Linked DNA regions of Homo sapiens: region 1 is linked to region 2. A link is a loop called in an ENCODE intact Hi-C map of the cell type or tissue named here. Cell type or tissue: GM12878. All regions are shown on one strand. Each heading gives the region's core, and the rest is flanking DNA. Links, peaks and the distances in the headings are about the cores only.

The links. A loop is a pair of places that touch in the nucleus more often than their neighbours do. Peaks named below come from ENCODE experiments on the same cell type or tissue, not always from the same donor. Only the 100,000 strongest peaks of a DNase experiment are listed, where the experiment ranks them.
Region 1: a loop joins it to region 2, with 2.0 times the contacts of the local background. A loop is called at or near these places in 2 of 110 quality-filtered maps.

Annotation. Positions count from the first base shown.
Region 1 is chr1:186,077,193-186,080,116 of GRCh38, reverse strand. It overlaps HMCN1 (hemicentin 1), which reads right to left. Exons shown (of 107, transcript NM_031935.3): 55 at 1,897-2,010. Among named protein-coding and RNA genes, the nearest start is that of PRG4, 220 kb to the left of the region's middle. In GM12878, for the core only: no CTCF peak of the experiment used is centred there; a DNase peak (open chromatin) is centred at 1,626.
Region 2 is chr1:186,182,815-186,185,738 of GRCh38, reverse strand. The region is part of intron 105 of HMCN1 (hemicentin 1); the gene reads right to left. LOC105371654 (a long non-coding RNA gene) reads left to right here. Exons shown (of 3, transcript XR_007066772.1): 1 at 1-77; 2 at 484-561; 3 at 1,560-1,632. Among named protein-coding and RNA genes, the nearest start is that of PRG4, 110 kb to the left of the region's middle. In GM12878, for the core only: no CTCF peak of the experiment used is centred there; DNase peaks (open chromatin) are centred at 1,488 and 2,353; H3K4me3 peaks cover 557 bases.

The sequences.
Region 1 (2,924 bases), core at 153-2,652, 110 kb after region 2:
TTGAACTGCAGATTACTAAATAATAAACTTGAGTTTTAGATTAAATGAGACTATCACCACCCAACATCAAGAAAACCAATCAAGAGCTGAAGCATTAGGAGGGCTAGGAGATTCAGGCACTGACATGCAGAGGCCCCCACCTCAGCTCTTTGCTTCCACCTGCTCCAGCTGCCACACCCTACTAGTGGGTTACACCACTCAGAATTGTTCTCAGTGGCCCTCCCTGCACCTGGGAGGTGAGCAGCAGACTTGAAACAGCCCTAACTCAGAATTTGGGGACCAGTTAATTTTCTTGCTTTGTTCCACCTTCTAAACTCATCTCCAACTTGCTTGCTGACTTCCTAATTGAAAATAACAGCCTGAGGCATGAACATCTACCCTTGACCATCCAATCCCATAGTTTCATTTCAATTTCACTGAATCGCAATCTTTCCCTACCTATATTATCAACTCCTTCTACTCACCCTAAATTAAACTCTTTCCAAATTTAGGCCTGTAAGGTACATGGATGTGTTTGGTCAAGGAATAGGCAGAGGCAGACATCCAGGCCTGCATGACTCAGTGGGATTGATGCGCAGGCACACAACTCTACTTGTTATATAACCTGTTTGTGTAAGTTCATACTTGGCTCTGAGCCACTATTGTCTGTAGAAGGTATAACTGCTCTGCGACACTGTGCACGGGGCTCAGTTTGGCATGGCATAGCATGGCTTGACATGGCTTGCGTGTGCCCAGAGAGAGAGAGTAATACTACTGACCACTGTAAGGGAGAGCCAGGCTCCTTTAAGGCAGGCAGGAACCAGCTCGTCCCCAGAGAGAAAGAGTTAAGCTGCTAACACTGCAAGAGAGAGCTGGCCTTGCAGGCCAGCCATAGAGCTATGCACGGGAGCCGGCTGCTGAGAGGAGCCACAGAGGCAGAGCAAAAAGCCAAGATAAAGGGGGACAGTGTAAGAGAGCTAGTGTGAGAGAGCTGCTGATGAGAGAGCTGCTGATGAGAGAGCTGCTGATGAGAGAGCTGCTAAACACAACTAGAGCTGGGGATCGAACCTGATCCTAGGCAGGACATATGGCGTAGCTGTGAACCTGACAAGGTCAAGTTAAGCCAGGTGGTCCAAGATATTCCTTCACTGTCCTTGACAATGTCAGCATTGATTTTTTAATTGTCATCTCATCTCTTTTCCTTGTAACTCTCTCATGAACTTTAAAATCTATGTTAATTGTTATGTCACTTATCTTTTCCCTTACAGGAAAAATACTTCTTCAACTCTCTGTTCATGCATTCAGATGGTGATTTGGTTCAAGGTTGGACACATGAACTAGACCTTATCAATTAGAACATTGCAACCTCTTGCTGTCTGTGATTGGCTCTGGATGGATACGTGATTCACACTTGGCCAATTAAAACCACGGAAATTCAATTCTAGGGCTTCAATTGTAAATACTAGGAGAAAAAACTTTCATTTGAATGTGGAACTAGGAGGATGCAAGCCTAGAGCTGCTAGAGGCCACCTTGCTATCCAAGGGGATCCCCCTCCCTGAGAGTGACATTAATAAAGAAAAGCAGAGTCGAGAGAGGTAAAGTCTGGTTGACCTCATTTGAACCACAGAAGTCAGACATGACTGTAGCCAGCTCTATTTTGGGACTTTTCTGATTCATAAGTCAATGAATTCTTTTTGTTTGTTTGTTTTCATTTAAGTCAGTTTGTTTCTTAATACTTCAAGAGTCCTGACTAATGTGCTGTCAATTTGTAGAAGATAATTACCTCCTTGGGAGAACTATCAGTTTCTGGTTATCTTTATAGTCTCAAAAGCGCTTAGTGTAACATCCTGCAAACATTAGTTCCTCAAAAATACTTTTCAGTAAAAGAATGAACAATAAACAAAAGAAAAACTCACCGAGTACACGGACATCATATTGAAGGGAATCTTCTCCAGCCTCATTCACAGCCACACATGTGTATCTCCCAGCATCTTCTACTTTAGCCCGAGGAATCTGCAACACTCGCCCTCCTGAAAATAATATCCCACTATGTTTACTCCTCTAATCTTAGAGTGAACACAAGCCATAAACAGATACAAATTTTCAGGTCTAATGACTGCCTTACATTTTCTTTCAAGGTTCCTGTTTCATCCAATGGTTCAGTTTTAATCTCAGATACCACTTTTACAACAAACACTGCATTATTAAAAAGTGAGCCAACATATGAATCGGAACTCCTGAGAAATGAATAGCTCATGTAGATTTTCCTAGAAGGGGGACTGCTACTCTATGTGCTTCATCATATTTCCTAGGGAATGTTACTATATAGTGACTCCTTGCTTTTATAGTTTTGAACACTTTTAATAGAAGTTTACACCATTTGCTGCAAGTACTTGTTTGAGAAAGCAATATCCAAGGTTGTAAAAGTATAAAGTGTACTATTTTACATACATTCTTATGAGGATAGCTGTATATTTTTAAACATCATGTAGATATAATTTCAAATTTAGAGAAAAGTTGCAATAATTATATAAAGACTTTTACTCATGTTCACTAATTATTTATATTTCACTCCATTTGCCTTATCTCTCTCTGTCATATGTATATAATCTTTTTCTGAACCATTGAAGAGTAAGTTGGAGACATGGTGCCCTTTCACCCCTAAAATACTCATAAATCCATATTTCATAACAAGGATAATCCCTTATATAACCGTGTTACAATGATTAAAAACAGAAAATTTAAAATCAAAACAAAACTACTATTGAATCCGCAGTCCATAATCAAATTTCATTATTGTTGCAATAATGTTTTTTATAGCCATTTTCCCCAAACCCAGATCTAATTTAGGATCACATATTAGACAGAGTTACCCTATCTACTTAGTCTCTTTTCATTTTTATTTTCAGGATACTCTTTTATTTAATTGGGGTCAAATTTACAT
Region 2 (2,924 bases), core at 183-2,682:
ATTTATATTGGGACTTGATACAAAAGTAAGCATTTTAGATTTGGCTCCAAACATCTTCTAAGGAAACCACAGACAATGTAAGTATTTATTTAAAACAATAACAGTCTCCACAAAGTAAAAAGATACTGGGTTAGAATGATACGGAGTAAATAACTTTTTAGTTAGTTATATGTGCTGACAATGATGTATATGCTATTACTAGTATTATACTAGGATTAGCTTTCCTACAGGAATGAAACACAATGTGGACAAACTTTTTCAGTGAAGTCTTGCCTACTGCCTCTGTGAAAAAATTTCTAATTATGATTTTATCAGCCAGGAGGGCTTAATCTCCTTGACAAAATAAGATTGTCTCAGTGACTTGAAAAGCCTTCTAGAAAAATGTGAAATTCAATTAGCCTTATCTTCCTTCTCGCATTAAAAAAATTTCTCTTCATATTCATTGTCCACATTTTATCTTATTTTCATCATGAACTCTTGCAGAAACATGAAGCCAGTGGGCTGCAGGGGTCCATGATAGTGGTGTGGAGACTAGAAGGTGGACGCACATCAGTGTGCATAGTAAGTTGTTATTTAGTAGTTACCTTATGATATATTTTCATTGGGTAAATATGAATCTATAAAGAAATATCAGAATCTAATATAGAAATATACACTTTCTATTAAAAAGCTTTCCTAAGTACTGAGGTGCTGGGCAGGTGGCCCTCTTCTGTCTCTGGTCTATTACCCTCTCCTCAGGGTGAAGCATTCTCTCTAGGAATCCAGTCACTCTACTTATTTACTCTACTCACTATTCTTAAAAAAAAGAAGACAGAAAAAGAAATAGAAATTGTGTTGTCTTCTGTTCATGGATGATGTGATGTCTGGTTTCTATTAAATATAAGAATATTATGATTGAAATGAAAGTATTTTGTAACATAAATATTGCTACAAGAAAAGAATCCCAAAATGAGCTGAAAATTTTTATATTAACAGCTTCAGAACATATGAATGTATTTAACCTAGTGCTTCTGAATACTAAAAAATTTAGGATAAACATACTTGAAACATCTGTCTTATAGAAAATATAAGTAATTTAGATTCTTGATAAACATTATGCATTGCATTTTTAAAACACGGATGAATAAGAGCACTTATTTTAAATGCAGTGCTCATAGAATGTTTCCAAATTTTTAGAAGTAGATTAGTGGTGCATAAAATTAGCATAAGGGTCCTTTAGTTTCTCCTCTCTGTGTCTTAGGCAATTCTTGATTGGTCATGCTTTTTGTTTATTTTGCAGTCTAGTGACTTTCACTTTTGACTAGAGTGTCTGTCCTTGTTCAATGTCAAATTCACTTTAATTTCCCTTTTATTATTGACGTTTGTATCAGTAATTTCTAAATCTTTCAAAAAATCATATGCAAATAAAAAGCAGTCTTTGGTTCCTTATAAATGCCTCAAACACTTTCTAAAACTATAAAAAGAATGCAAGTTATTCTTCAGGGCAAAGAAAAAGGCATAATTGTTTTCTCTCAAGTCTTTTTAAAACCACAAAAATATGTAACCCATTTAAATTGCAGACATTTCAAGTGACACCTGTTTCTGATTTGACCACGTCATTTTCCACTCTCTGTAGCACAACTGAAAGCTGAAGAACGTTTTGAACTAAGTGAGTGACAAAGGCAATTAAAAAAAGAAACTGGCACAATTTAGAAAGGGAGAAAAATTCTCTAATGAGAATAAAATCTGGCTAAGGGGTTGTGCGTTTTGAGTGGTTATTCCAAATGCTTCGGTATCTGCCCTGTTGCCTTCCTTGGTGCCTGGGGTACCTGGAGGGGGTGTGGTTTTAGTGTGGGCATCGCCACTCCTTCAGGAAGACTCTTGGGTTGAAGAACTGGGGAAAAGTGGTAATATCTGGACAAAGTGCCCTCACCCCATCCTGCCGCCTCAGTGCAATGCTCCTGGTGCTCACAGCATCCCAGGAGACAAAGGACTATTCTAGACATATAGATCTGAGGTCAAGTCCTACCTCTGCTCTTGATTATTCTAGGACATTAAGGCTCACATAATCACTCTGATAATTAGTTTTAGAATGGGTACAAATTATCTAATGGGTGCCCATTAGAATGGGTGCAAATTATTGCCCTTGACATATTTATACTGCTGATTAAAGTGAAATAACAGTTGCTTTGGAAAAAGGTAACAATATGATTAAATAAATTATTCCAGTACTTTAAATCTGAGTAAAACTCTCTGCATGGGGTAGGTTCTTAAGAAATATTTGGTGACTGATGGCCCAAAGCGAAAGTTATTACTCAACTTCATGTTTCATCTCTGGCCCACATGACCCAGTGGGGGCCCTCAGGGAGTGTGAATGAGTAAATGGGTGGGGTAGGGTGGTGTGGGATGAGGTGGCAGTGTTCACAGTAACTAGGGTGAAGCCATTGTCCACCTTGGTTTTGCCTCCTGGGACCCATTTTCCATAAGCTGCATTGCAGCAAGTCTTTTGTGAATCCCATAAAGAGAAAAAAATTCAATCTAAATTTGATTGCTGCTGATAAAGCACTCTTTTGGAGCTTTTATTTGCTATACTTTACAAAAGGATATAATTTTCCATGACACAAATTAATACAGTTCAAAAGCTTATTAAGACCCACATAATACTCCTAGATTTTGTCTACAAAATTCAAGGGTTTCTTAGAAGATTTTTAGGAGCTATACAAGTTCTTATTTCTCCTTAATATAAGTACATGTTGCAATATAATCAACTTTACCAAATTACAATGCTCCTTTCACATTTTTGTGTAAAAAGGGAACCACTGAGATTGATGTTTTATTCTTTGTCATTGCTATATCTTGCCCAAAACTCTGTTATAAAACCAATGAGCTATATTTTGTTTGTTTTATTTACATGTCTGTCTCCACTAGACTGTAAACTCTTAAAG